Regions from separate parts of the Homo sapiens genome. Here region 2 is linked to region 1. Evidence: chromatin loops called from intact Hi-C (ENCODE). Cell type or tissue: breast epithelium. All regions are shown on one strand. Links, peaks and the distances in the headings refer to the core of each region. The heading gives the core; the rest is flanking DNA. Region 1 holds the start of LOC124901374 (a long non-coding RNA gene). Region 2 has its middle 36 kb from the start of CD164.

Evidence for each region. Hi-C counts contacts between places; a loop is a spot of excess contacts. Peaks named below come from ENCODE experiments on the same cell type or tissue, not always from the same donor. Only the 100,000 strongest peaks of a DNase experiment are listed, where the experiment ranks them.
Region 2: it touches region 1 in a loop (23-fold over the local background); 1 of 110 quality-filtered maps calls a loop at or near these places.

Annotation. Positions count from the first base shown.
Region 1 is chr6:109,266,499-109,282,533 of GRCh38, reverse strand. LOC124901374 (a long non-coding RNA gene) reads left to right here and starts at 16,031. Exons shown (of 2, transcript XR_007059701.1): 1 at 16,031-16,035. It also overlaps the pseudogene CCDC162P. In breast epithelium, for the core only: no CTCF peak of the experiment used is centred there; no DNase peak of the experiment used is centred there.
Region 2 is chr6:109,338,125-109,354,159 of GRCh38, reverse strand. It overlaps the pseudogene CCDC162P. Among named protein-coding and RNA genes, the nearest start is that of CD164, 36 kb to the left of the region's middle. In breast epithelium, for the core only: no CTCF peak of the experiment used is centred there; a DNase peak (open chromatin) is centred at 9,773; H3K27ac peaks cover 1,762 bases.

The sequences.
Region 1 (16,035 bases), core at 4,921-12,920:
TTGGGCATATAAGTCCTGAAGCACTGCTGTAAAATGATCTCACAGCCACAACTGATCCCCAACACATGTAAAGGCCTGGGTACATGTGACAGGGGAGTAGAAAGAAGAGAAGAGGAGGGGAGGAGACGGAAAGGGAAAAGAGTGGAGTGGAGGAGGAGAGATACCACTTTGCACAATTAAGAGGTGAGGCACTAAGTGTGATTATTTTCGGAAGAGAGTGCAGTTGTCTAAAGTGCTCTGAGAAAAAGATCTCCATTCTACAAAGTGGCTAGATAGTGTGCTCTGTATATAGTGGTCTTTCAAGGAATACCGATAATAGTTTTCACGGCTACAAGATCTGAAAAGTTCCCACAGGGCACCTAGGCAGATGGAGGTGGGCTTTATATGCCACCATGCACAACATAATGACAAAGAAGGGAGGGAGAAGGGAGACGGAGAAAAAGAGGAGAAGCAGGGAGAAGGGAATGAGGAATGGGGAAATAAAAGGGAAATTCATGTCTTCCAATATTCCAGCTCCATTGGCTATGGAGCTGCGGGGCATGTTGGATGGAACTCATTTATATTTTTCTAAACTACTCACTAAAAGAAAAAGGTTAAAGCTTTGAAGGAAAGATCATTCTTCAGTGAAAGACACAAGGAGTTACCCATAGCAGAATTACCATAGGAGACATAAGGAGAAAAAGAAAAAAGATCCTAGGTAAAAAACTCTAAGGTTTTCAACCAGATTTTTTTCTGAAGACCCTTGAGGTATCCCAGTCTCTTGGAAATAGGAGCATCTGCTAGTTCAGGGAACTGGGGAGGTCTTACAAGGTCATGAGTGAGGGGAGAGGGAAGAAAGCACACGCTCTGCAATCAGATCCTAGTGCTGACACTGAGCTGCTCATCTTGTCTCTTTTTCTTAACCTCTAAGAACCTGTTTCCTCACCCAGAAAAAGAAGGTAACACCCACCCACCCCCCATCACATGGGGCAGTGAGAGGACTCCATGAGTCCACCTATTTCTATCACCTAGCTTACTGCCTGCCTGGGCCACAGAAGCTGCTGAATTAAATCATTAACTCCCTGACCCACCACCTACACTCTCCATTCCAACCATGCCCAGTATTCATACTCATCTCTATCCTCAGTTGCTTCCTCTTGTCCAAGTCTCTTCCTACAAATGTGTTCACATTTTTTTTTATTCTTTAATCTTCCTACCCTTTCAAGTTTCTTCCTCAATTCTTAAAGAGCTACTATGGCCTGAATGTTTGTGTCCCTCCAAAACTCGTATGTTGAACTTCTAACTCCAAAGTGACAGTGTTTGGAGATGGGGCCTTTGGGAAGTAATAAAGTGTAAATGAGGTCGTAAGGGTAGGGCCTTAGTCTGACATGGCGCTGCACTTATAAAAGAGGAATAGACACCGGGGCTCTCCTTCACTTGCTTCCCACCTGTCCATCCTTTAGTGTGAACACACAGTGTAAGGCAGCCATGTACAAGCCAGAAAGAGAGCCCTCACCAGAAAACAACCATGCTGGCACCCTGATCTCAGACCTCCAGCCTCCAGAACTGGGAGAAAATAAATTTCTACCTCTTAGTCCATGGTATTTTGTTATGGCAGCCCTAGCAGACTAATACAAGAGCAATAAACACACACTCCTTCTACACATCTATCAGCCTCTTCTTGCTCCTTTACTCTGGCACTCTAGCTTTCACTCTGACTTCATTAGCAGAACTGCTCTCAGAGTCAGCAAGAAGTTTTTGTGGCCTCATTTTAATCCCTACCCTCCGAATTTTCTCTCTACATTCAAATCTATTGGATTCCTTCTTCTTCTTCTAAAAATAATAGCTTTATTGATACATAATTGACATTCAGGAAACAACACATATTTAAAGCATTCAATTGGATTAGCTTTGGCATATGTACTCAACTGTGTAACCATCATCACAATCAAATTATGACCATAGCCACCCTTCCCACCTTACCACTTCCTTAAGCAATCACTGCTTGGCTTTCTGCAACTATAGATGAGAATGCATTTCCTAGAATTTAATATCCATGGAATCATGCATTATATGCCCTTTTTTGTCTTCATATTATTGTGGATATAAATATTTTACTTCTTTGTGTTGCTGAGTAGTACTATTCTGTCGTATGGATACACTACAATTTGTTTATCCATTCACTTGTTGATGGGCATTTGGATTCTTTCCAGTTCTTGGCTATTATGAATAAAACTGCTATAAACATATTGTGTAAAAATGTTTGTATAGACATGTGCTTTCATTTCTCTTGGTTAAATACCTAGGAGAGGAATGGCTGGATCATATGGTAAGTATATCTTCAATTTTTTTAAGAAACTGCCAAACTGTTTTCCAAGGTGGTTGCACCATTTTGCATTGCCATTAGCAGTGTGTGAGAGGCCCGGGTCCTCCACAACTTAGCCAACACTCAGATGGTCAGTCTTTTACATTTTAACCATTCTAAAGGGCATGTAGAGGTTTCTCAATAGGGTTTCAGTTTGCATTTTGCTAACGACTAACAGTGTTGAACATCTTTTCTGCTTATTTGTCATCTGTACATCTTTGGTGACTTTTTCCTTCTTGAAATGTTCTCTTCCTTTGGCTTTGGTGGCAGTGCACAATTTGTTCTCCATCTCTTTCCTTTCTTACTCCCTTCCCTTTCTTCCCCTGCACTCTTTCATTGTCTCCATCATTTATTTCCCCTTATGATGTCATCAGTCCTCTTGTTGTTTCACACTTGTAAGAGAAGCAATGTGTGTGTGTATTACAGTATACCATTTTATAATGAAGTAGTCACAAAATGCATTTTAGTCAAGAGTCATAAACACATCCTAGAAGATACAATGACTGAGTTGAATCTTGGAGGCAAAAAAATAAAATGGGAGGGTGGGATGTGGTAAAGTAAGGTTAAAATTTTCTGAGAAATATGAGTAGAAGCAGAGAGACATGAAATAGCACCAAATGTTTAGGATACTTCAAATAGAGGGCAGGAGAAGTGACAGAATAGAGGGCTGGGGTCAGGAAGTGAAGGTCTTGCATGCCTAGCTAAGGAGGTTGAGTTTTGCTCTTTGATCTACAAGAAGCCACTGAAGGGATTTAATCAAGGAGGCATAGTTTCTCTGGTCACTGTGTGGAGGATAGATATGGTTGAGGGCAGAGGTAGTGGTGCAAGGCATGGACCCAGAGGGATGGAGGCCACTTAGAAGGCCATTATAGTCACACAAGTGAGATAATGAGAATTTGAACTAAGGCAGTGAGGATGGAGAAGAGGGGCCATATTCAATAAATATGTAGAGTGTGATATTGGCAAGAGGTAGTGCTTGATTGATCTAAAGTAAGAAAGCCAGAGGAGTTGAGGACAATACCCACATTTTAATCCTTTCTGACGGCTGGGCACAGTGGCTCATGCCTGTAATCCCAGCACTTTGGGAGGCCAAGACAGGTGGATCACCTGAGGTCAGGAGTTCGAGATGAGCCTGGCTGACATGGCAAAACCCCATCTCTACTAAAAATACAAAAATTAGCCTGACATGGTGACATGCGCCTGTAATTCCAGCTACTTGGGAGGCTGAAGCTGGAGGATCACTTGTACCTGGGAGGCAGAGGTTGCAGTAAGCCAAGATTGCACCATTGCACCCCAGCCTGGGCGACACAAGCAAAACTCCATCTCAAAAAAAAAAAAAAATCCTGTGTTACTACTCAGGTGGTGCTACCTTAACCAAGAATAGAAATACTAGAGAATTAGATGGGAGAAGAATGAGTTGCCTTTTGATACCGAGTTGAGGTGTTTGTGGGATATCCAAACACTATCTGTGAAGCATTTAGATACTCTAGTTTGGGGCTTGGGAGAGAGGTTCCATGAAGAGATGTAGATTTGAAAGTTGACAGTATATTGGAGGTTTTAAACCTCAAGAGTCGATGAGATCACCAAGGGAGAATATGAAAGGAGAGAATAGGAGTTCTAAAAAGAAGATCCAGGAAAACACCATCATGATAGAGATGGGTAGAGAAGAGGCCCCCAACTCCAGGAAATTGAGAAGGAAGAATCAAAGATGTAGAAGAGATCCAGGAGAGAACGGAGTCACAGAAGCAGAGGAAGAAGAGTATTGAGGACAAGGGAGTGACCAAGAGCATTAAATGAAGGAAAGTAGTCAAATATAACATCTTAATAATGTTCTCTGGATTTAACAATTGAGAGGTCATTGCTGACTCTAGTGAGAGCAGTTTCAGGGGTGTAGTGGAAGAGCAAGCTATATTACAATGAAAGGATATAGAGCTAGGGGGTTAAAGAACATCCTTTCAATAAACCTGAATAAGAAAGAAAGGTCATAATTAGGGTACTGGCCAGAGAAGCACATAGGATTCAGTTAAGCTTTCTGGAGAGGATGAAAACAATCTAGCCTGCACTTAAGTGGAATGTGGGAAGTACCTGTAAGTGGAAAGAGGTAATGGAGAAAAACACTGGAAGTGCAGTAGGGAAAGAAGATAACCAATGAATCAAGGCCTCAGAAAAGGAAATGGATTGAGAATGTTGGTGGGAGGCATTGAACTTGACTGGGAAGAGGAACACTTCACACTCTGTGGCTGGAGAGAAGCATGGTAGCAGGTGTAAGATACGTTTGAAGGGTGTGCATTTGAGGGTGGCAACCTGGTAGGAATCTTCAATCTCACCCCAAGCCTGTGTGCTGCATGCATTCCAACAATGCTGCTCACACCCATCCCTCCCGCTCATCCCCACAGCTGCACCCATGGCTCAGGACTTCACATCTTCTCGCCTTTTGGTCTCCCTAACTTACCTTTCTCCCCTTTAACCTGTCAAATGCAGTGAATATTCCTAATGAGAATCTCAGGTCAGGTCCTTCCTTAGCTCAAACACTTTTAAGTGTGAATTCAGCAATCACTCAACAAACGGTACTTATTATTTGCCTTTGTGTCTGTCTACAGCATTTTAAATCTCCAATAAGTGTGAATTCAGCAATCATTCAATGAATGGTATTTCCTACTTGTCTTTGTGTCTGTCTACTAGGCAGACACAAAGACAAAAAAATATACAAGGAGCCGTCCTTATAGTCAGTATAATGTGGAAAACATAATTGAACTACAAATGATTTTATATGTAGAAAATATAGTAACTAGTGATCTGAGAGACTAGGAAAAGGCTCTCTAGGGAGATGACACCTGGGCCGGTTCTTTCAGGGCACCCACATTATAGTCCTAGCCCACCTTCCCAGGCTGTTACCCTAATGCCTCCCTACCCTTCCCAATGCTGCAGGTCTTTCCAGGCTATCACTTTCCCACCTTCCACCCCTGTCCTGTGCTCCTGTCCAGTATCTTTTAACATGTGCTCCTTGGATTGATCTTAGGAAGTGACTTATAAGCTCTTAACCTTCACTTCAACCAGAACAGCCCCACTTACATCTGTTTTATATACTGGTATTCTTTATAAGATCAAATTGACTGAGTAAAGGATTCTCTATGTCAACTGTGTATGAAAATCATAAGTGGTTATCAAGTTGGGCTTCTCGTTTTTTCCTGGTCCCCATTTGCCCTTTCTGTCTCCCATGCCTGGGTATCTGAAGGGTCTTTCCTCTACTCAGAATGATCAAGTGGTCATCTCTGCCTGCCAAAAAACTCATCCTTCAGGGTTTTCCCAAATGCCCCCTCTCTGTGCTGCCCTTCCTGTTTTCCCAGATGTGTATTCTCATTTCTTTAATCTCCTTTTGTATGGCTTGTTGAACCTCTCTGTGCCTTTGTCTTTGAGCCACTTGTGGGCCTACCCCCCTTAAACACACCAGCCTAGAGGTTCATCAGGGTCAGGAATTGTACCTCAGTATTATCTTATGAGCCTAACTTACAATAGGCACTGAATTAAGATTTTGGGGGGTTGTATTTTTAAAAATCTATATAACTCACTCTATCCCTGTTTTTTGCAGCAGGTGATTTCTATGGGACAGAGTATTTGGCAGTAGAAGTATTTAGCATTCAATATTGTTGCCATACCCATAAATTTGTACTTTCCTATTAATATGAAGAGTACAGGCCAGGTATGGTGGCTCATGCCTATAATCCCACTGCTTTGGGAAGCCAAGGAGGGAAGATTGCTCAAGGCCAGGAGTTTGAGACCAGCCTGGGCAACATAGCGAGATCCTATCTCTAGAAAAAATTTAAAAATTGGCAGGACATGGTGGCACACACCTGTGGTCCCAGCTACTCGAAAGACTGAGGTGGGAAGATCAATTGAGCCCAGGAATACGAGGCTGTAGTGAGCTATGGTCACACCACTACACTCTAGTCTGGGTGCCAGAGTGAGACCCTATCTCTGAAAAAAAAAAAAAAAGAGAGAGTAGAAATGGGTAAATAGAGGTAGATAAATGTGATAAGGGGTTAATGTGGTGAGCTGAGTAGAATCCATGAGGCTTAAAGAATGTTTGAAACCATCTGGAAAGTTGATTTCTTAAAACCATATTTAATTTTACATGTAAGTTACATTCACTAGTATATACACAAAAGAGAATTATACAGTTGCAAAAAAGGGAAAACCTCTATGAACTGATTTGGAGTGATAACCAAGATATACTGTTAAGTGAAAAAAAACAAAATACAAAAAAAAAGTATATGTAGATAAAATCCAACCCCTTCACAATAAAAACATTCAACAAACTTAGAATAGAAGGGAATGTCCTCAACCGGATAAGAGGTATTTATGAAAAACTAATGCTAATATCACACTTAATGGTGAAAGGTTGACGGTTTTCCCCTAAGAGTAGGAATAATACAATAATATCTACTGTCACTACTTCTACTCAATCTTGTATTGGAGGGTCTAGCCAGAGCAATTAGGCAAGAAAAGAAATAAAAGGCATAAAGATTGGAAAGGAAGAAGTAAAACTATCTCTACTTGCAGATAACATAATCTTGTATATAGAAAATCCTAAGAAATACTACGAACACACACATACATACACACAAACACACACCTGTAAATTAGTAGAACCAACAAACTGGCTTTGTAAGATTGCAGGATACAAGATCAATATACAAAAGTCAATTTGTATTCTAATATACTAGTAATGAACACTCTGAAAATGAAGCTAAGAAAAACAATTCAATTTATAATCATGTTAAAAGGAATGAAATATTTTGGAATTAATATGTAACAAAAAAGGATAAAAGTTGTACCCTGAGGACTATAAAATATTGTTGAAAGAAGTTGAAGAAGAACTAAATAAAGGCATACCTCATTTTCTTGCACTCAGCTTAATGCAGATATTGTGTTTTTTACAAGTTGAATGTTTGTGGCAACCCTGCATTGAACAAATTATTGGCACCAATAGCATATGCTTACTTCATGTCTCTGTCACATTTTTGTAATTCATACAATATACAATATTTCAAACTTTTTCATTATTATGTCTATTATGGTGATCCGACATCAGCGATCTTTGATGTTACTATTGTAAATGTTTTGGGGTGCCATGAACCACACCAAATAAGAAGATGAACTTAATAAACGTGTGTGTTCTCACTGCTTCACCGACTGGCCATTCCCCTGTCTCCCTACCTCTCCTTGGATCTCCCTATTCCCTGAGACACCCTATTGAAATTAGGCCAATTAATAACTCTACAGTGGCCTCTAAGTGTTTAAGTGAGAAGCAGAGTCACACGACTCTCACTTGCAATCAAAAGCTAAATATGATTAAGCTTAGCAAGGAAGGCATGTCAAAAGCTGGAATAGGCCAAAAGCTAAGCCTCTGGTGCAAAACAGCCAAGTTGTGAACGCAAAGGAAAAGTTTTTGAAGGAAATTAAAAGCGTTACTCTAATGCATACAAGAACGATAAGAAAGGAAAATAGCCTTATTATTGATATGGAAAAAGTTTTAGTGGTCTGGATAGAAGATCAAATCAACCACAAAATTCCCTGAAGCCCAAGGCTAATCCAAAGCAAGGTCCTAACTCTCTCCAATTCCTTGAAGGATGAGAGAAAAGTTTGAAACTAGCAGAGACTGGTTCATGAGGGTTAAGGAAAGAAGCCATCTCCATAACAAAGAAGTGTAAGGTGAAGTGTGGTAAATGCTGATGTAGAAGTTGCAGCAAGTTATCCAGAACATCTAGCTAAGATAATTGATAGAGGTGGCTACATTAAACAATAGATTTTCAATGTAGACAAACCAGTCTTCCACTGAAAGAAGATGCCATCCGGTATTTTTATAGCTAGAGAGGAGAAGTCAATGCCTGGCTTCAAATCTTCAAAGGACAGGTTGACTCTTTTGTTAGAGATTAATGCTATTGGTGACTTGAAGTGGAAGCAAATGCTCATTTACCATTCCCCAAATCCTAGGACTCTTAAGAATTATGCTAAATCTATCCTGCCTGTGCTCTGCAAATGGAATAACAAAGCCTGGATGACACCACATCTCTTTACAGCATAGTTTACTGAACATCTTAAGCCCACTGTTGAGACCCACTGTTCAGAAAAAGAGATTCCTTTCAAAACATTACTGTACATTGACAGTGCCCAAGAGCTCTAATGGAAATGTACAAAGAGATTAATGTTTCTATGCCTGCTAACACAACATCCATTCTACAGCCCATGGATCAAGGAGTATGTCTTGTGTTTCTGTGTCGTATTGTGAAGTCATTATTAAGAAATACATTCCATAAGACTATAACTGCCATAGATAGTAATTACTCTAATGTAAGTTTGTCCAACCCATGGCCCACAGGCTGCATGAGGCCTAGAATGGCTTTGAATGCAGTCCAACACAAATTTGTAAACTTTCTTAAAACATTATTTTTGCATGTTTTTTTGCATTTATTTTGCAGTTTTTTTGCAATTTTTTTTAAAGCTCATCAGCTATCAGTAGTGTTAGTGTATTTTATGTGTGGCCCATGACAATTCTTCCAATGTGGCCCAGAGAAGCCAAAGATTTGGACACCCCTGCATAATGGATCTGGGTAAAGTAAATTGAAAACCTTCTGGAAGATTTATCATTCTAGATATCATTAAGAACATTCATGATTCATGAGAGGAGGTCAAAATATCCACTTTAACAGGAATTTGGAAGAAGTTAATTCCAACCCTCATGGAGGACTTTGAGGAGTTCAAGACTTCAGTGGAGGAAGTCACTGCAGATGTGGCAGAAATAGCAAAAGAACTAGAATTAGAAGTGGAACCTGAAGATGTAACTGAATTGCTGCATTCTCGTGATAAAACTTAAACAAATGAGGAGGTACTTCTTATGGATGAGCTAAGAAAGAAAGCGGTTTCTTGAGATGGAATCTACTCCTGGTGAAGATGCTGTGAACATTGTTGAAATGACAGCTAAGGATTTAGAATATTACATAAAGCACAGTTTGAGAGAATTAACTTCAGTTTTGAAAAAGTTTTACTGTAGGTAAAATGCTATCAAACAGTATTACATGCCAAAGAGAAACTTTTCATGAAAAGTAGAGTCAATTAATGTGGAAAACTTTATTTTGTCTTATTTTAAGAAATTGCCAGAGACCCCTGGCCCCCAACCTTCAGCAACCACCACCCTAATCGGTCAGCAGCCTTCCATATCAAGGTAAGACCCTCCACCAGCAAAAAGATTACAACTCACTAAAGGCTCAAATGATTATTAGCAGTTTTTAGTAAAAATATATATTTTTTCTTTTTTTATAACTTAATATTCTTTGGTCTGCAAGTGAATAATGTATATTTAATTAAGGTATATGTACATTGGGTTTTTTTAAGACAAAATGGTATTACACACTTAATTGGCTACAGTGTAATATAAACATAACTTTTATATGCACTCAGAAACCAAAAAATTTGCATGGAACCGTCTGGAACCAAACCTACAACATCTCCAAGGTGTGTCTATAAATAGAAAGCCATCCCATGCTCAAGAATTGGAAGACATAATATTGTTAAAATGGCAATCCTACTAAAATAAAATAAAATGGCAATACTACTCAATCTATAGGTTTGCTGCAATCCCTGTCAAAACTCCAACTTACTCTTTTTAAAGCCCCCAAAATTGACAAGCTGACACTAAAATTCATATGAAAATGCAAGGGACTCAAAATAGCTAAAGCAAACTTGAAAAAGAAAAACAAATTTGGAGGGATTATGCTTCATAATTTCAAACTTTCTACAAAGCTACAGTAATCAAAACATAGTAGTACTGGCATAAGAACAGGCATTTAGATTAATGGAATAGAATTGAGAGTCCAGTTATACATTCTTAACATTTATGGTCAAGTGTTTTTTTTTGCAAGGGTTCCAGGACAATTTAATGAGGAAAGATGAGTCTTTTCAACAAGTGGTTCTGGGAAAACTGATTAGCCGCATGAAAAGAATAAAGTTGGATCCCTACTTCCCATTATATAGCACAATTAAGTATAAATGGACCCTAGACCTAAATGTAAGAGTTAAAACCATAAATCTCTTAGAAGAAAATATAAGAGTGTTTTCATAACTTTGGATTAGGCAATGGTTTCTTAAATATGATGCCAAAAGTACAAGTAATGAAATAACAGATAAATGGAGATCATAAGACAATCCGTAGAATATATTTGCAAATCATATGCCTTATAAGGGACTTGTATTCAGGATATCTAAAGAACTCTTACAACTCATCAATAAAAAACCAAAACATCAAATTTTATAGAAAGGCAAAGGATTTAAATAGACATTTCTCTAAAGAAGACACATAAATGGTCAAGTCAGCAAATGAAAAGATGCTTAAGGTCTTAGTAAATAGGGAAATCCAAGTCAAAACCAAAATGAGATACTACTTTACTTCTACTAGAACAGCTAAAATAAAAAAACAATAACAAGTGTTGACAAAAATGTGGAGACATTGGAACCCTCATACATTGCTGATGGGAATGTAAAAAGCGCAGCTACTTTGAAAAACAGTTTGGTGGTTCCTCAAAATGTAAAATATAAAGTTACCATATAATCTGAGCAATCCAATTGCTAGGTATATACCCAAGAAGATTTAAAAATATATGTCCTCATAAAAACCTATACGTAGGCCAGGCGTGGTGGCTCACACCTGTAATTCCAGCTCCTTGGGAGGCTGAGGCGGGCAGATCACGAGGTCAGGAGATTGAGACCATCCTGGCTAATACGGTGAAACCCTGTCTCTACTAAAAATACAAAACAGTAGCCAGGCGTGGTGGTATGCACCTGTAGTGCCAGCTACTCAGGAGGCTAAGACAGGAGAATCGCTTGAACCTGGGAGGTGGAGGTTGCAGTGAGCCGAGATGGCACCATTGCACTCCAGCCTGGGCGACAGAGCAAGACTCTGTCTCAAACAAGATGAAACAAAACAAAACAAAAAAACCCTATAGATAAATGTTCATGGTGGCATTATTCCTAATGCCAAAAAGTAGAAACAAATGTGGTATATCCATATAATAAAATATTATTTAGCAATGAAGAAATGAAGCACTGATACATGCTACGGCACAGTTAAATTTTGAGAATATTATGCTAAGGGAAAAAATCCAGACACCAAAGGTCACCTGTTGTATGATTCCATTTATATACAATGTCCAGAATAAGCAAATCTATAGAAACAGAAAGTAGATTAGTGGTTGCTAGGGACTGAGGGGAGGGAGAAAAAGTAAGTAACTGCTAATGGGTACAACGTTTCTTTTGAGAGTGAGTGATAAAAATGTTTTGGAATTAGGTAGTGATGATGGTTGCACAATCTTGTGAATATACTAAAAACCACTGAATTATATACTATAATATGGTGTTTGTTTGTTTGTTTTGAGAAGGAGTCTCACTCTGTTGCCAGGTTGGAGTGCAGTGGCACGATCTCAGCTCACTGCAAACTCTGCCTTCTGGGTTCAAGCAATTCCCCTGCCTTAGCCTCCCGAGTAGCTGGGACTATAGGCACGTGCCACCATGCCCAGCTAGTTTTTTGTATTTTAGTAGAGATGGGGTTTCATCATATTGGCCAGGATGGTATCGATCTCCTGACCTTGTGATCCACCCACCTCTGCCTCCTAAAGTGCTGTGATTACAGGTGTGAGCCACCATGCCCAGCCTGTGGTATGTTTTATATCACATGAATTATGTCTCAATAACCAAAAAATAAGAAATACAGAAAAAAGTATAACTGAAAATTAAGAAATCCAATAAGGATTTGGTCATACATTGATTCACAAACAGGAAACAAGGAAAGGAAGAAAAAAGGAAAGTAAGGAAGATAAAGAGATAGGAAAGAGAAAGTAGGGGGCAGGGGAGAAAGAAAGGGAGAAAGGGAGAAGGGAAAAAAGGAAGGAAGAAAGGGGCAGCCTGACATTAGCTGGTGGAGGTGATGAGATGCCTCTGGCTTCTCTGTCATGCAGGCTGACCTTGACATTAGCAGGACAGCTCCCTTGAGGGGTGCAATAGAAGTACACCTGCTGGACAGCCGCCATCAAAGCATTTTTCTGAGCAGCTTGGCATGCAAGAGTCACCTGCATATTTTCCACTCCTGAATGCAGCAAAAGCTAAAGGAAGAAAATATGAAAAATATTAGGAATGTCTTGCATAAAGAAGTGAGTTGAGGGTTGAAATCACCACTTATTCAACATGTAAATATATGAATCAAACTCCCAAATGAGCTGGGATGCTTGCTACTCAGCCATAAGACTGAATCTGGTCTCTCCCTAAGCAGCATTTCATTCCAAGAAGGCAGCCTCCAGGCTTGATTTGCTCTATAGCTGGACACCATGAGATTTCACCAGTGGTCAGGAAAAGATGAATAGGCTCTGATGAACTAGCAAACATGTGCTCAGTGGCAGGCTCCTGTAAGCCAAGATTAGATCGACATTTTAAAAATACACATATAGAAGCAAAGAAATCCAAGTAGCAGATAAAAAATAGCACCAGGTTTAGAAAGACCAGATAAAAGCTCCAATAACAAATGTATATTTTTAAAACCTTATGCAAAGATTGTTCACTACATGTGAACTTCTTTTTTAGTACCTAACAGAAGTTATTATAAGTGGTGTTGCAGTCTCTATGGTTCAAACCAGGCTAATGTGCACATCAAATAAGGCAAGGCCATCATTATGGTTTGAATGTGTCCCCCAAAAGTTCATGTGTTGGGAGGTGATTGGGCCATGAGATTAGAGCCCTCATGAATGGATTAATGTCATAATCGTGGGAGTGGATTTCTTTCTCGAGAGAGCAGGATGTTATAAAAGCAAGCTTGGCTTGCTCTTGCAGTCTCTTTTGCATGTAATCACTTGCCCTTCTGCTTTTCTGCCATGTTATGATGCAGTGCAAAAGCTCTTGCCAGAAGCTGCCACCATGTCCTTGGACTTCCCAGCCTCCAGAATCATGGACTATCGGGGAACCTGCCCCGATAGTCACGTAGGTTCTTTTCTACTTTCCCTAAATGTCAGCTGGCTTGAGAAATAAAGGGACAGAGTACAGAAGAGATAAATTTTAAAGCTGGGCGTCTGGGGGAGATATCACATGTCGGTAGGTTCCGTGATGCCCCACAAGCCGCAAAAACCAGCAAGTTTTTATTAGGGATTTTCAAAAGGGGAGGGAGTGTGCGAATAGGTGTGGGTCACAGACATCAAATACTTCACAAAGTAATAGAATATCACAACGCAAGTGGAGGCAGGGCAAGATCACAGGACCACAGGACCAGGGTGAAATTAAAATTGCTAATGAAGTTTCGGGCACCATTGTCATTGATAACATCTTATCAGGAGACAGGGTTTTGAGAGCAACTGGTCTGACCAAAATTATTAGGCAGGAATTTCGTCTTCCTAATAAGCCTGGGAGCGCCATGGGAGACTGGGGTCTATTTCACCCCTGCAGACTACAGACCATAAAAGACGGGCACACCTAGGGGTGCCATTTATAGGCCTATACCTCCAGGCACGTATTCTCTTTCCCAGGGATGTTCCTTGCTGAGAAAAAGAATTCAGCGATATTTCTCCCATTTGCTTTTGAAAGAAGAGAAATATGGCTCTGTTCCGCCCGGCTCACCGGTGGTCAGGGTTTAAGGTTATCTCTCTTATTCCCTGAACAATTGCTGTTATCCTGTTCTTTTTTCAAGGTGCCCAGATTTCATATTGTTCAAACACACATGCTGTACAATTTGTGCAGTTAATGCAATTATTACAGGGTCCTGAGGCCACATACATCCTCCTCAGCTGACAGGATTAAGAGATTAAAGTAAAGACAGGCATAGGAAATCACAAGGGTATTGATTGGGGAAGTGATAAGTGTCCATGAAATCTTTACAATTTATGTTTAGAGATTGCAGTAAAGACAGGCATAAGAAATTATAAAAGTATTAATTTGGGGAACTAATAAATGTCCATGAAATCTTTACAATCCACATTCTTCTGCCATGGCTTCAGTTGGTATCTCCGTTTGGGGTCCCTGACTTCCCGCAACATCGGACCAAATAAACTTCTTTTCTTTATAAATTACCCAGTCTCAGGTATTTTGTTATAGCAAAAGAAAATGGACTAAAACAACCATTATTATTATTTATGAAATTGGAAGCTTTTCTTATATATGGAAGCTAAATTTATATAAAGTATTATGTCTTCTTAAAGAAATATGTGAGCAAATTGCTTTATTTTACTTTCATTTGCTTTTAAAAAATAAATTGTTTACCTTAAGAATGGCTTCCTTTGTGTAAAAACTAAATTTGCCAATTTGGTTATCATCCACCTCAGAGATGGCTAAGACAAGAGCAGTAGGAGAATATCTGCAACAAAAAATATGAAATTGTTTTGATGTAATATGCAACTAATCAAGAGACACCATTATGATGGAACAGGATGTCATGATCAGATCAGAAATGTCAATAATAATAGGAAATGCAACTTTTATGCAAGACTTGATATTTCCACTGAAAGCTATAAGGGCTCTGGGATCTTTTCTGTCCTTTTTGGACTTGATCTTTCTGTAGTTTGATTATGGTGACCACCCCATAGCGTTGGAAATTATTTTCTCTTGATTACCATTACACTACTCTCTCCCGTTTTTCCTCTTACCTTCTTTTTTTTTTTTTAAGCAAAATGTTTTTATTTATTCAAAGTACATATATAGTTAACTGGGCATCAAAGGTGTACCAAGTGACTTTTTTTTTTTTTTTTGGAGTCAGAATCTTACTCTGTCACTCAGGCTGAATGGCAGTGGTGCAATTATAGCTCACTGCAGCTTTGAACCCCTGAGCTCAAGCAACTGTCCCACCTCAGCCTACTGAGTAGCTGGGACTACAGACATGCACCACCACACCTGGCTCTTCTCACCTTCTTGACCACACTTGTTTAGGATCCCTCACTGACTCACTCCTTTGAGCACCCCCTAAATGTTGTCCAATTCTCTCTCTTTCCTATGGGTCCAACAGCTATCTAAATATTCTTTACAGCCATTTTTCCACCTTGAGACTTGGTACTTTGTCCATAACTATGAGACTTTGTCAAGTAACTTAATATCTATCAATCTTTCTTTCTTCATCTGTAAAGGGGATATCACCTATCTCACATGGTTATGGCAAATATTAAGAGGGATAATATGCATGAATGTGCTTTTTAAAATGTAAGTAACTATACTCATATTTGATCCAGTTGACCTTCCATATCTATGGGTTCTGCATCCATGGATTCAACTAATTGCAGATAAAAAATATTTGAAAACACAAAATAATAAAAAGTAATAATACAAAAATTAAAATAATACAAATAAAAACAATGTAGTATAATGACTATTTACATAGCATTTAAATTGTATTAAGTATAATTATAAGTAATCTAAAGATGATTTAAAGCATAAGGGAGGGAGTGCATAGGTTATATGCAAATACTATGCCATTTTATATAAGGCACTTGTGCATCCTTGGATTTTGGTAATATAAGGAACTTGTGCATCCTTGGATTTTGGTAACCGAGAGGATTTTAGAACTGATCCCCCACAGACACTAAGGGACCACTATATATGTTGTTGTTATAATGGCACTCCAAAGTGGCAACTTTAAGGAATTAACATACATAAAATAAATATGAATTCAATAC
Region 2 (16,035 bases), core at 4,999-12,998, 72 kb before region 1:
TCTTGAAAGCCCTTGTGATCCCACACATACAAAGTGAACTTTGCTTCTTTTTGAAAAGGGCTTTTGCGGAAACATAGACATATAATACAATTTCACATTTTCAAGAAAGATGACTGCACAGAGATTGGTGAGTCAAGCAAATGGTGGACATTAGTAATGTGGCCCTCACTTGGTCAAGATGGTGTTTGGGTATCTTCCCAACCTGTCTTTCCCCCTTCTTAACTGCATGTTTAGAAATCTTGAAACTTTTGATCCTTATAACTAGACCATCAGCTGCGGAATTACACCATCGAATGACTTGGAATGGCATACTTTTCTCTGAAGGAATGATTAAATATTTTCCTCTTAATTTTTCATCAGGTAATGGGAAATAATTTTTTTTTTTTTTTTTGAGATGAAGTCTCACTCTTGTTGCCCAGGCTGGAGTGCAATGGCGCAATCTCAGCTCACTGCAACCTCTGCCTCCCAGGTTCAAGCGATTCTCCTTCCTCAGCCTCCCGAGTAGCTGGGATTACAGGCGCCCGCCACTATGCCCAGCTAATTTTTGTATTTTTCATAGAGACAGTGTTTCACCATGTTGGCCAGGCTGGTCTCAAACTTCTGGCCTCAGGTGATCTGCCTGCCTCGGCCTCCCAAAGTGCTGGGATTACAGGTGTGAGCCACCGTGCCCAGCCAGGAATTCCTAAATGTGTTGATTAGATATGTGAATCTCTAGAAGGGATTCTGAAAGAAAATGCAGCAAAGAGTAAAATACTTATTAAAGCAGTAGAGAGGAGGCAGTGGAAGAGGAAGTATATGTTGTTTTACATAAACTAAAAACTGAAACATTTTACGAGTTCTTCAAATACATGCTAATCTGCATCCCAGGAATTTTCTTGGAGGGTAGATTTCTCACGTGTTTTAAAATGACTTCCGAAACTTATTTCTGCTCTGTTGGGGAACTCAGATAAGGAGTCTGATGCTGCTAGTTAATTGTTGAAGATGATTGGGGGAAAAAAGAAATTCAGAGATGGAACACAGCAAGGTGTTGGTACTGATTCCACACCCATTTATTGACTTGTAATTTAGAAGGTGCTGTTATAGGATTATTTCAACATCAGAATTTTCTTATCCAGATTCAAGGCATCTACATAAGCTCCTGATATATAATTTTTCTAATGTAAGTCTGAAGTGACCCAAAAACCATGAAATCAAATTGTAAGGCTTTATTGTTTAATGCATGTAATCAATCTTATTATTACTTACAGTCTGTGGCCTTTGAATCCATCTTGTTATTTTACTGCCTTTGAGATTAGTCTTTAAAAAGCGTTGCTGGGAGTATCTGGATGATGTGGAAGCAGAAGTTGGGGAGTATTGAGCCTGGGATATAAGGTCTATAAAGTTAAAAATGTTAAATTATATCTCTGGTTGCAATGGATAAACCTAGATTATTTTGATTTTTTATTTTTTTGAGAGTGGGGGCCTCACTCTGTTGCCCAGGCTGGAGTGCAGTGGCACGATCGTAGCTCACTATAACCTCAAATTCCTGTATCTAGATTTAATTCATAAAATTTAGGGCTTAAAATTGGCATCTAACTCAGCTTATTTTTCAGCTTCATCAATTTTGAGCAAATGTGTCAAAACTTGGAGAGAGTTTTTTGCCCAATAGTCGCATGACCAAGTAAAAGTGAAGGAGGTGACAAGAGACTTGGACTGTGGTAGGTAGAAGCGGATAGACTGAGAGCTACTTAAATTAGTAGGAGTTGAGAATTAACCAGATTTGCAGGGTGACAAAGAATAGCTCCCAAATTTCTGGCTTAAGCAACTGGATATTTGGCACTACCATTTGCTGAAAGAGCATCTCCCCCACCCCAAAAGTAGGAAGGGAGAAGGATAGGAAGACGGGTTCCATTCCTGTTGAACTTGTGAGCCTGAGACACGTGAACGTAGACATTATTCACTGGACATATGGGTCACTGGATATAGGGGTCTACAGCTCAGAGGAGAGTTTTGAGCTGCAGATGTAGACTTAGCAAACAATGATTAAAGCTGTGGGAAATATGCAATTATTTGGAGACAATGTGAGGTGAGAGAAGAAGGGGCCAGAAAGATCCCTGAACAACTTCAGTGTTTAGAGGTTGGATACAGTAGGAGGAACTAGAAAAGGAGGAGATAGAAAAAGCAGCCAGAGGAAGAGGAAAACCACAAGGAGCAGTGCCAGGAGAATAATTAGGAGAAGGGTGTGGTCAGCTGTTTCAAATGCTGCTGAGACATGAAATCAGTGAGAACTCAGTGTCCTTTGGACTTGGAGACAGAAGTGAAGGTGATCTTGGCAAGAGCAACTGCAATGAAATGGTGGTAAGAAAAATCAGATTGCTGGTGGTGGTGCAGAGACCTATTCTTGGCCCCCAATTGCAAATCTCTCCTCTCTTCTTAGAAATAGACCTCACATTTTTTGTTCACGGCATCCTAGAATAAAAACTACATTTCACAGTCTCCTTTGTGTGGTCTTGGGGCTAAGTGCTGGCCAATGGAATGTACGCAGAAGTGTCACAAGTGACTTCCAGGAAGCATTCTTCAAGCTTCAAGGGAGGGGTGGGCCCTTTTTGTTGCCTTCCTCCTTCCTATTGGCCAGAAAGCGTAAGCATCATATTGGACCATGAGGTAGTGAGGAACATTTGGAAGCCACAAGTTGAGAATGGCAAAACCTGAGAGAAATTAAGTGAGGTGAATCACGAAAGTGAGTATAGGCAGCTCTTTTAAGAAGTCTGACTGGGAAGAGAAAGACCAGCAGCAGGGGAAGGAATATGTTGTCAAGGCAGTGGGGGCGGGGGGAGCTATTTTACAGTGGATTTTATGATCCTGGCACATACATGATCAATAAGTAATTGTTGGTTGCAAGATTAGAGGGATGCATGGATGGGAAATCCAAGTATGTAGAAAAGAAGCAGCTAGTTCAAGGCCCCTGAGAAGGTAGCAGCAGATGGGCCCTTTACATAGGGATTGCCCTGGGGAAGAAAAGGGACATCCTTTCCATGTTCACAGGAGGGAAGGAGAAGCAGCAGAGTACAGATGTAGGTAGGCTGGGAGACAGGGAGAAGATGGCATTCCTGTCTGAGGGTTTCTAATTTCTCTGTGAAGTGGGAGATGAAAGGATGAGGTGTTGGGGGGAGCGTATGAAGATCTGAGGAGACAAGGCAGATTTAAAACAGTTGCTGCAGAGAGGAGGAGACAGCGAGCTGACCCAACCCTCAGCTCCAGTGGAGAAGCAGGTAAGCTGGGCCTAAGCCAACCAGACATCTTAGTCTGTGGCTCCACTAATTTGTTCAAAATTGGCAACATGACCCAAGTCAGTCCAGGCAGAGCCCAATTCTTTTTGACTGTCCCATCTCCATACCCTGCTCCTGCCATGCTGAGCATGAACAGAGACGGAAGCTACGGAGGTGGCTGCCATCTTGCTTCCAAAGAGCCTTGCTTCCTTTCTGCTCCCAGCCTCCTCAGAGCCAGAGATGGAGAGAGTGAAAGCAGTCCTCATGAACTAGGTCAAACCTTGATGAAGCTACCTTTAGCCAGGCCTCCTCTCAACATTTTACAGTTTTATGAGCCAAGTGATTTCATTTTTTCTTAAGCATGTCTAAAATAATTGATTTAGAAAAAAATCTTCATTTCTCAGGAGTTGCAAAATCCTAGGGGAATCACGTTAATGGCAAGGAAAGAGAGCTCGCCCTTTGAGTGCACCTATGCTTCCAACATGGGAGGCAGGAATGCTGCCATGGCTGCTGCTGCAGAAGACCCCTGGGTCACTTTGAGACTCCAGTTGGGCAACAGCGGAGGAAGGAGGAGTGGGAATATGGCTGACTTTTACTGCTTAGCATTAACAGTATGGTGATAGCTGACTGTGCCCTCAAACCCCTCCTCTCCCTGCACAGGGAAACAGAAGAGGGCTGAGGCCCGGGAGTAACGTCTACCTCTACTTCCTGGGAAAGAAGTTTGCTTCCCACTCCTGCTCCCACCCCAATCCTGGGAATTAGGGTCTCCCCCACCTGCCTCGTGCCTCATTCTGGTTCTCCTTCACAATAGGCAGGTGTTGGAGGATGTGGATGGCAGTTCACTAGGACGCATTATCCCAGGAAGGGATTAGAAAGATGCTTGGCTAAGCTGCAGGCAGAGGTGAAAGGGAGAGAAGGAAAAAATCCCCTGGCACATGGAGAAGACAGTGTAAGGTACCGAACTGCATAGGGTCAGGTGCCAAAGTAGGGCCCTTGTGTGCTCTTGATGCCCTTTATGTTGGGGCTGGGGCAGCAGCAATAACCAGTAGCTGGGGCAGGGGACACCAGCTCCCAATGTCAGGTCCAGGCAGCAACCCAGAAGCAGGAAGGAGGGCCCTGTGAGCTTTACTGCCAAGTCCAGCTCTGCTCTTAGTAAACCCAAAGTAATTTCATCTGTGACTCTGTGCTCCTGAAAGGCTGTTTGCTCAGCTCATTCACGCTGGAAGGTAGCCAAAAGGAAACACAGATAAAGGGCTAAACACATGTATGCAAGTATAGTAACCAACACTTGCACAATTACTAAGTGCCACTATACTAAGGTGTCAAGACAGGAATTATTTCATTTAATCTCAGAGCAAGCCTTTGAGGTGAGTATTCCCATTTTACGGAGAGGCTAATTAAGGTCTGTCTAAGGTCATGTGGCTAGCAGTGACAGAGCCAGAGCCTGAATTCTGGCTGTTTCACTCCAAAGCCCATATACTCAACTATCAGGCTATGTACAGAACAGGAAAGAAGAGACATGGCCAATCATAACAACAGGCCAATCATGGTTAGTGATATTTGGTGATATTTCTAATAGATCTAGAAGAGAACTTAGAATGTATTTAGTCCTCATCTTATAGAGGAGGAAGCTGGTTTAGAGACATCCTGGGGTCTGGTCTCAGCTCCATGCTGCCTGCACTGCTCAGAGAGCTATTTTGATTATTTTCAAGGACACCCCAAACCCCCAAGCATTAAGATGTCTCAAAATCCAATGAACTGGTTCTGGGACCAGTTTTTTTTTTTTTTTTTTTGTGTGTGTGTGTGTGTGTGTGTGTGTGTGTGTGTGTGTGTGACAGAGTCTCGCTCTGTCATCAGGCTGGAGTGCAATGGCACCATCTCAGCTCACTGCAACCTCCAACTCCCAGGTTCAAGCAATTCTCCTGCCTCAGCCTCCTGAGTAGCTGGAATTACAGGTGTGTGTCACCACACCCAGCTAATTTTTGTATCTTTAGTAGAGACGGGGTTTCACCATATTGGCCAGGATAGTCCCAATCTCCTGACCTCGTGATCCGCCCACCTCGGCCTCCCAAAGTGCTGGGATTACAGGCGTGAGCCACCGTGTCCAGCCAAGACCAGTTTTTTATGACTGAAACCTTTTAGTGTTGGATGTCAGTACTCCAAGGTACTAAAGTAGGAAGTTTTGACTGTAAATCAGAATTAAGGTTTATCCGTTTATGTGTCATTCAACAAACATTGTGGAGGACCCACTCAATAACCACTGGATAGTTACTGATTCGGTCCCCCCTGAGTCTCTGAGACCCTCCTCAGTTCAGACCCCAGAGACTGGGAGGGTTTTCTAGCCAGAGCAGGGGTTATCCTTACCGCCTGACGAGCCCATGGGGACAGCTGACCGCTGGGCATCGTGAAGCTGACCCTGCAGCTCCTCTGCACGCTGGAGAGCATCCAGCTTCACACTGCGCTCCTGGGCAAGCCGGCTTCTCATCTGAGGGGAAAATGAGAAGCAGAGATTCTTTGTGCTCACTTTCATTTCCTCAGTTCACAGGGGGTTCCTAGGGAGAATGGGTGTCCCAGGCTACCCTGCAAAGAGAACTGGCTCTTAAAGTCCTGATTAGGCTGAACTCAGCCTTCTGAGAATCAAGAACTTCAGGAAGACCAAGAACTTAACCAAAAAGGAACAGTCCGTGGAATCCCTTATACCTTATAATAGCTAGGAACTTATTCACAAGGTTATATCTTTCATGTTTATTTCATCAGATAAGTAGAGGAAGAGGGGAGGGAGGGCCCAGTGCACACAGGGCCTTGGAGGCCTAGCCACTGCATCTACAGTGAGGACCTGTCAGAGCCCCTGGACAGTTTCAAACAGAGGAAAGACTTATCTATCTCCTAAATCTCTGCTCTCAGCTCAGCATCTGCCGGGAATGCCCTGTTCTGACAAGCCCATCTCCAGAAGCAACCTTTGTATTGACTTATATGGCTCTCCCCGTGCACGGCTAGCCCACACTCCCCAGCCAGGCAGTGCCCAGGTCCAAAGTGTATCTCATCTGCACAGATGACAGGTGGTTTTGCTTTTTCAATTTATAATCTCCTAATTGTTTTTACTTGTAGAAAAGTAATATATACTATAGTGGTTTGAAGAGTACCCCCCAAATTTCATGTCTACCTGGAACCTCAGAATGTGACCTTATTTGGAAATAGGGTCTTCGTAGATGGACTTGTTAGGATGAGGTCATACTGGATTTAGGTGAGCCCTGAATCTAATGACTGTTGTCCTTACAAAGAAGATAGGATAAGGATACAGAAACTCAGAGGAGCACATAGGAAGAAGGCTCCATGATGACAGAGGCAGGATTGGAGTGAGGTAACTACAAGCCGAGGAATGCCAGAGACCAAAATGTGACTAAGAAGAGACATGGAACAGATTCTTCCTCAGAGCCTCCAAAAGGAACCAGCCTTGCCAGCACATTAGTTTCAGGCTTCTGGCCTCCCGAGCTGTGAAGGAATACGTTTTTATTCTATTAAGCCACCCAGTTTGTGATAATTTATTAAGGTAACTCTAGGAAATGAATACACGTGCTAATCTCAAGCATTCAGCCATGTGTATTGTACATCCCACTCCGCCTATACAGACCCAGCCAGAAGGCCCCTGCATAGTATTGCCCTAAATGTTAAAGTGGGCTCTTCCTTATGTCGGGGGGCCCCCAAGCATAGTTTAAATTTCAGAAGATTACCAGAGCTCCAGAGTTAGGAAAACTTCCTAATATAAAGTAGGTCCAAAGCCCCTCTCCATACTGTAGGGATTTGTGTAGGATCCTCATTCCCTACGGGCTGGTGCCAAGGAAACATATCAAGATTTCCTGAGCCAGGCTGGCACTAGGAAACCTAAGAAACACCAGCAAGGAAGCGTGCTTCCTCAGGACCTCCTTGTGTTAGGTCACTCACCCCAATGTCACAGAGGCTGGTGAAGTGACTTGCCCAAGGCCACACAGCCAGGATTTGAGTCCAGGTCTACCTACCTGTTTCCAAGGCTGTCTACCTTCACATTCCCAACAAAAATATAAACAGCCAACATTTACTGAGAGCTATGTATCACACCGTGATTTTGCTGTTGTTTGTTTTGAGACAAAGTCTCTGTCATGCAGGCTGGAGTGCATTGGCACAATCTTGGCTCACTGCAACCAGGTTCAAGTGGTCCTCCCACCTCAGCCCTCTGAGTAGCTGGGACCACAGATGCACACCACCATCCCTGGCTAATTTTTGTATTTTTTGTAGAAACAGGGTTTCACCATGTTGCCCAAGCAATCCTCCCACCTTGGCCTCCCAAAGTGCTGGCATTATAGGAGTGAGCCACCGTGCCTGGCCTGTTTATTTTTGTTAATTTTTTACTTTTTATTTTTTAATTTTATTTTTTAGAGACAGGGTCTTACTCTTTCACCCAGGCTGGAGTATAGTGGCATAATCTTAGTTTACTGCAGGCTTGAACTCCTGGGCTCAAGCGATCCTCCTGCCTCAGCCTCCCAAGTAGCTGGGACTACAGGCATGCCTGTTTTAGGCCTGGTTTTAAGGGCTTTATTTAAATTACCTAATTCCCTAATTTAATCATCCCCCAAATTCAGTGAAGTGAGTACATTGTTTCCATTGTAATGATGAAGAAATCAAAGCATAGAGAAGCCACAGACCTTGCCCAAAGCCACACCGCTGGAGGGCCAGCGGTATGAACCACTCAGTTCCACTCCAGGGCCTGTGCTCTAAATCACTGGTCCCCAACCTTTTTGGCACCAGGTACCGGTTTCATGGAAGACAGTTTTTCCACCGGGTGGGGACAAATGGTTTCAGGATGAAGCTGTTCTACCTCAGATCATCAGGCACTAGCTAGATTCTCATAAGGAGCAGGCAACCTAGATCCCTCACATGTGCAGTTCACAATAGGGTTTGTGCTCCTATGAGAATCAAAGGCCTCCGTTGGTCTGACAAGAGGCGGAGCTCAGGCAGTTATGCTGCCAACTGCTCATCTTCTGCTGTGCAGCCCAGTTTCACAGGCTATGGACCCCTGCCGGTCCACAGCCTGGGGGTTGGAAACCCCTACTATAAGTGACCTCAACCAGGCGCAGGCAGCAGGTTAGGACACTGAGGCTCTCCGAGGTCAGACAGTGAATTATCTGCCCATGGAGTCAGAGGCCGGAGATAGATTAAAGAAGCCACTTCTGGCTGGAAGGGGCCGGGGGGTGAGGGTGGGGGGCTCGGGTCTTGCTGGCTGAGGATTGCTGTTTAGAGTAGGTAGGCGCAGGGACACTTGAGCTGTCAGGAGAGCTGGAGGTGTACTCTACAAAGGGCCAATGGCTTATACGTACATATGGTAAAGTGCACATTTGTTGAGAGAAACCTCAAAATATTTGTTTTGACCACCTCTAGAATATCTGCCATGAAACAAATAATTAACTAGAGAAAACCTTGAAGAAATGAATCTACGAACTTCCCTGTTTTTGTGGTGGCTTTTAGAAAAGCATGATTTGTAACACAAAATTGGGATGCCAAAGTTTTCTTATAGGTTGAGTCATATTTTTGTTTACTTTTCAGGCAATAAATATGAAATTCTAATTTTTATTCTAAAGCTACTCATTTTCTCCCCCCATTTCTATATATTTTCTTTAACTCAATTCAAATTTTAATCTTTTTTTGTCATTTTTGTAGATAGAATTCTCCTTATTGATCTCTTCCTTGAGCACTTAATTGACCAGGGGCCGGGTGCGGTGGCTCACGCCTGTAATCCCAGCACTTTGGGAGGCCAAGGCAGGCGGATCACCTGAGATCAGGAGTTCGAGACCAGCCTGGCCAACGTGGTAAAACCCCGTCTCTACTAAAAATACAAAAATTAGCTGGGCATAGTGGCTCATGCCTGTAGCCCCAGCTACAAAGGAGGCTGAGGTGGGAGAATCACTTGAATCTGGGAGGTGGAGGTTGCAGTGAGCCAAGATTACGCCACTGCACTCCAGTCTGGGTGACAGAGTGAGACTCTGTCTCAAAAAAAGAAAAAAAAAAAAGAAACACTTGACCAATAATTTGTCTTTCAATTTCCATCTCCTTCTATCTCTGATGAATGAGTTCAGTGATTTGCTCATTCAATGGATATGTGTGAGGTGCCTGCTTTGGAAATTACTTTTTCCTTTTTTATTGAATTACATTGTTTTCTGCTTTGTTGAAACTTGTATTAATCCACATCTACATTCTAGTATTATTCTCTTCTATTTCTTTGTTGTTAGGTGTAGTTAACAAAATACATTGGATCTGCAAACCACTTTTGCCTTTCATTTTTGTCTCTGCAGTTCCTGAAACACTTGAATAAAATCTTCTTGTCATAGCCTCCATTAACACTTGCTGCTTTTCCAGGTTACTGCTTGGAATTTTCTAAAAGATTCCTAGTTCAAAGATGAGAGCTGGGTAGAAACAGGTTTTTCCAGTAGGTTACAGGGGTGCTGAGATTCTGAGCCCTGAGGCAGCCAAGCCACCATGGCCTGCCCAGCAATCCCTGTGGTGTGGGGAGACACTGTGGGGAGAGTTGCTACCATTCTCCTGGGCTGCCTATAAGTGACAGAGGTTGAGAAATACTGTTGTGGGGGACAGGAGAGAGGCATGGGCACGCAGGGGAAGGATGCAGCAGCCCTCGCTGGGGCACCAGGTGCACTCTGGTTGGACACTCCCTCTTACTGAGGTTTACCTGGTGGAGGTCCCTCTTCATTTTTTTCTGCTGCAGTTGGCCCAGCTTAGAAGCCCTCTCAGCCTCTTTGCTAAGGAGCTGCAGTTGCTGTTCTTTTTGCCCCACATCTTCCAAGAGCTTCTCCATCCTGGATGTTTTCATAAAATGCAGCTGCTGCTGGGTGAGAGCTTCCTGGGTCACTCTATGTTCTAACTCCTTCAGCAGTTGAGCCTGTGGCAGGAAAACGCCAAAAGAAAGGAGAAGGCAGGGAGCCTTTCTTCCCAGCAGAAGGGGGGAAGAGGTTGGAAAGCATAATAACCATCCCCTCCTTTGGGGCTCAGGGACACAACTACATGGTGTATTCCTGGGCTCTAGAAAATGCGGCCCAATGATTCTGTCCTGTGCTAGCCAGAGCACCAGGATCTAGCCTAGCCTGGCGTTTACACTGTGAGCCCTGCAGTGACAGTCAGAGGGAAGCAGAACAGACACCAAAAGCCAGGCATGCGATCACGCCACTGTACAGCAGTGCCAGGGCAAATAATTTGGTCTTTTAATACCCAGATTTGATAATATGTATGTTAGCTTACTAACCAGATAATCATATCTAGCACAAACAACATTTACATTGTCGTGGAGCCTTTGTCAGGAGGTAGCCGTGGAAGCGTTTAACACCAAGGAGATGGGGCCATGCCATACACACAATGGGCGAAGAAAGGAGGTTCTGATTTAGGCTCTGTTTTCCCTTCCAAAAATCTGGGGAAGTCAGACTCTAGATAGTTAAAGAAGGATAAGGGTAGAAATAATTTCGTTCTGTTCCAAAGTTTTTCTAATAAGTATTATCCTAAGTACTAGATGGTCAATACTTAATTATTATTCATATCTGTATGATGACTTTACAGTTTATAATGTACTTTACATAGTTAACTCATCTGATGCAGAATCATGGAGGAATTAGGGTCCAAGATGAACAAATTAAATTTCATGCTTTAAATACGCCTAGCTTTCCCAGGCTGTTACTTTAACTCAGCTGTTCTCACTCTAAACCTAGAGTCCCCCTGCTTCATTCATGCCCAGAGGGTTGGCACAGTAAGGAAATGCTTAGGCTTAGAATGCCTTTATTTTGGTGCCGGCCCCTATCGCGCAGCAGTAACTTCTGAAAGTGAGACACAGTATGGATCACTGGGAAAGGATACAGTCTCGCATGGGGGATAATACTACAAGGCTGGACCACACTCTACTTGCCAAGGATTGTTGTCAACTGGAAGCGTGCTTGCCCCATGAAAGCCTGTGTTCAAGGCAGAGGCCTAGATCCCAGGATCCCAGGACAGCCTCTAGCAAAAAGATCCTCAGAGAAATGGACACACACACACACACACACACACACGTATGTGATAATGATCTTGCTTAGGAGTAATATTTTCTCAGCCACATGAGTAAGAACAATAGCCTTTTGGCCACCGCCCTTGGTTTCTGGGCTGGAGAGGAGGGAGGAGAAGGGAAGCCCAAGTCCAGGCTATCTTTTCCTGGCTGTGCCATCTGTGTGGCTTCAGGCTGTGGTGCTCTGGTGACTGCTCCTGACAGCCACAGCACCAAGTGTGGTGGCCACGTTCAGCTTTGCAGAGTTAACTGCAAAGGGAATGAGGAAGAGGCTCTGAGGTTCAGATACCTGGCTGTCCTGCTGCTTCCACATCCTCGCGCTGTCAGCCTGTGCCCTGGCCAGGGCCTGCCTGAGAGCCAGGACCTGCTGACGAAATAAACCCACTTCTCGCTCTGCCATCAGCTTGATGCGCAAATACTCTTTTTTACTTTGAATAGATTCCTGTAAATATCCCAAACACAGTAAGATAGGAAATAGGTTTCCTTTCCAGATGTTTAGTTTCAAAAGCAGTATCTAAACCACTTTCCCATCCATTCTTCTTTCAAACTTCCGGTAGAAGGGAGCTCCTGCTAGTCACTGCTTCCATGATTTTATTTTATTTTATTATTTATTTATTTAGAGATGGAGTCTTTCTCTGTCAACCCAGCCTGGAGTACAGTGGTACAATCTTGGCTCACTGCAACCTCTACCTCCCAGGTTCAAGCAATTCTCCTGCCTCAGCCTCCTGAGTAGCTGAGACTACAGGTGCCCACCACCACACCCGGCTAATTTTTTTGTATTTTTAGTAGAGATTGGGCTTCATCATGTTGGCCAGGCTGCTCTCAAACTCCTGACCTCAGGTGATCTGCCCACCTTGGTCTCTCAAAGTGCTGGGATTACAGGCATGAGCCACCATGTCCAGCCTGCTTCCATGATTTTAATTCAGAAGAGGGTAACATATGAGAGTAAATACTTTCAGAAACAGGATGTGAAAGTTTCCAAATAGCTATCAATATGAGCTTTGGACTCAATTTACCTTAAAGCAGATTTCTCACTTATTATTTTGTGACTTCATTTTCCTCAGATACTCATGTATGAAACCCAAAGATATGCGGTATTTTGACAAAGCAGCCTCAAGGCCTTGGTGAAGCCTTTCCTCCATCTTTTCACTTCCTTCCCTTATGCTGAATTCTCTGATCTGTTTTTTGTTGCCCCCTTTGCTTCTGCCCCCTTTCTGTTTCTCCTGAAGTTCTCACATGGCCTGTTCCCAGGAAAAATCGCCAACCGTCGGGTCCTTCAGGATGGTTGGCCCTACCACCTGACACCAGTGCCACTCACAGCTACAGTGACACCATGGCAGCTGCAGCCATGGAGGCTTGGGATCAGCCATCCTGGGGACTGTCTGGGTCTCCCCCACCAGAGCTCACCTTCTCTGTCCTGCTCAGCTGGGCCTGGAAGCACGCCTGCTGCACAGCCAGCCTCCAGCGGCCCAGGCTCCTCACTTTGCACACCAGGTTGGCCAGGCTGCAGTTGTCCTGCTCCAAGGCCCACAGCTGTTCCTGCTAAGAAGGCTCATTTTCAGGAAAGGCTGCCCCCAACATTTTCATAGGAAGGGCACAAACCCTAACATCAGAAACATGCCTTCCAGAAGATGACACAATTGTGCAGTGCGTCCCTGTGCCCCCTTTAAAATGCCTGATGCAATGCTTTCTCAGGGAAATCAGGCTGGAATGCTAACAGGGTGAATGGTAGAGTCAGATGCTAGGATGAAACGCTGATATCCCATTGCTAAATGAAATCACATACTTTGGCTGGGTTTTCTTTCATTCCTTCATCGGGGCTGGCAGAGCACCATTTTTTCTTTAGGTCCTTCATATTGTCAATCCCTTCTGTTCTCACTTCACCGATGAGCTCACACACTTTCTGGATCAAATTAAGCTGATTATCATCCAGCTTCTCCTGCAAATTGCAGAATCAAGTCAAGGAAGTAAAATGGATTTGGGTAGTGTGAAGGGTAGTTGAAGAAAAGCCATTTTGCCTTCTACAACTTAACTTTTGTAAGTAATTTCACATTAAGATATCACCTCCTCAGACAATTATTCTGACATGTACTATAAGGAAGTCACACTTAGCAGCCCCCTGAGTGCTGTCTTTTATTCACAGGGCTTCATCTTCTGGACACCAGCACATCTTAGATTGTGCCTTCCTTGTCAACACCAAGGCAAGCTGAGCCAGGAGGATAGTGGAAGGTCACACAGGTAGAAAACCTGCTGACCAAACTGCCCCTGGTAAGAGTTACTTGGGAAGCTGAACCAAAGATTTTTGCTGCTATGTTGACTCACAGTAGAATGTGAGCAGACAAGACACTGTAGATGAGCCACTCCTGAGGAGCTCTGTTAAATATAGATAAAGTGGAGGAGGGAGTCAGGCTGGCTGCCTTCCTATTTAGGATCTAGCAGAAACCCCATTAGGAAATATTCCGTTCTGAATGGCTTCTGGCTAAATGGCTTGTGAGGAAACAGCCTGATCAATGGTAAGTACGACTGAAGACCCAGTGCTATGGACTGAATTGTGTCTTCCTCAGATTCATATGTTGAAACCCTAACCAGCAATGTGACAGTATCTAGAGATAGGATCTTTAGGAGGTAATTAAGATTAAAATGAGGATATAAGGGTGAGGCTCTATTGCAATAGACTGTGGCCTTATAGGAAGAGGGAGAGAGAGAGACCTTTCTTTTTCTCCCTCTCTCCCATGTGAGGACAGTGAGAAGGCAGCCACCTGCAAGCCAGGAAGCATGCCCTCAGCCAGAAGCAGACCACACTGGCACCCTGATCTCAGACTTCTGGCTTCCAGAACTGTGAGAAATATACTTTCTGTTGTTTAAGCTGTGCAGCCTATCATATTTTGTTATGGCAGCCTGAGCAGACTAAGACACCCAGTGTCTCTGGGGTGAGAGGTAGGGTAGGGGTGTCCTCTCACTTCTAAACCACTTCCCTGGAGAGGAAGGCAGGAGGAGGGTGCCCAGCTGGGAGCCACGGAGGGAAGCCTGGCTCTGGCCACACAACACAAGCTTTAGCAACTTCGTGGGACCCTGGAATATAACAGGGATTCCCTACTGTAGGAGGCTTGGTGGAACTACTTCAGCCTGGGAAACAGAGAGAATCTACTTTTTAACTGGGAATCTGGCAGAAGCTAAAAGGAACTTAAGACATTTCTCAACAATCTCACACCTGAAAGATGGCTTAGCAAATTCCAGCTGTCACTGTCTGCCCATCCTTCTCCTGCAGCACCAGACCTAATACATTTTGGGTTCGATCCCTTAATATGTGTAAGCATTTACACTGCAAGTAAGAGGAAATTCTCGCTGGAATGACCAGGCCAAGGTGAGTACTGGTGGAAGCTCCTGTTAACCTAACAACCCTCAGGGCCATTCTGCAATCCCTGGGGAGAGACTCAAGGACCCAAACGGGGCTGGCTTTGGGGTGTATCCAATAGCAGGGAAGGGGACAGGGTTGGGGGAAGCTGTGGACTTGCAGGTGGTAGGTTGCACTGAAATTCACACTGGTGAGTCAGCTGGACCAGTCTCCCTGATGGCCCATTTTAGGCTTGGGGCATCTATCTTATGGCTGTGCAAACATCACATGAAAGCGATTGGCTTCCACAGTGCTGCGGGTGCATGCGTACCCCATCACTTCTGCAATGGGTCTTTGCTGACAGGTCAGCAGTTTGCTGACATTGAATGTGAGAGTGAGGCTGGCAGGCATTTTGAGGGTTGGAAAAAAATGTGGAAGCTGATTCAAATTCTGAATGTGTCCAGGGAGTTCTCCAGAGGCACCTGCTGCTACCTACGTAAGGTCCGGCCTGGCCCAGGCACTGTAGTCTGGAAAGTCACACTAACAGATAAAATGGTGATAGAAACTGGGGAGGTGAGGGACTGTGGGGAGCAGAACACTCTGTCCTCCCAACAGCAATCAGACAGTGACAATAGCAACTGTCAATAGAGGGTAAAAGATAGACTTCTATATTATCCCCAAATTCAGTGTCTATCGTGGTTAATGACAACCCATTGCTGACTCTCTTTCTGCAGTGAAAGCTTAGAGCTAGAAAATTCTTGGGCCTAACAATCTCTTGTTACTACAAAGCCCATTATTCTGTCATCGATCCCTGGGTGTGCAGCCACCATGGGAATCCGTTACACTCGGCTACCCAATGGGTGGCCCAGATGTTCAACACGGGACACTTACTTTTATGTGTAAACAGGTCTCAAACAAAGCTCGGACTAATGCTTCATATTCTTCTTGGACTTCTTTTCTAATCTGCTTCTTGAGATTCAGATTCACTTCTTCCAAGTCTGTGAGTTGGGCTCTCAGAGTGGTGATTTCCATGATCATATCATGACTGAGCTCTGCAATCTAGAAGCATGAGAAAATGTGTGTGTGTGTGTGTGTGTGTGTGTGTGTGTGTGTGTGTGTGAGAAAAACAATTTAGGAGTTTCAAACTGCTACTACAAAATAGTTTCTTATAGATCAGTATTGAATTTCACTTCTATTTTAAACCTAATGAAGAGAGTGAACATTCTGCTAAATAAATGTGGGCAGAAGAATTTAAGGACAATTCAAAGGTCCCAGAACAGTGCCAGACACTGACTGGTGAATAAGTGACCCCAGAAAAGCCACTACATAGGCCCTTTTCAGTTAGAGAAAAATACTTCAACTGTCTTGGCCTCCATTTCCAA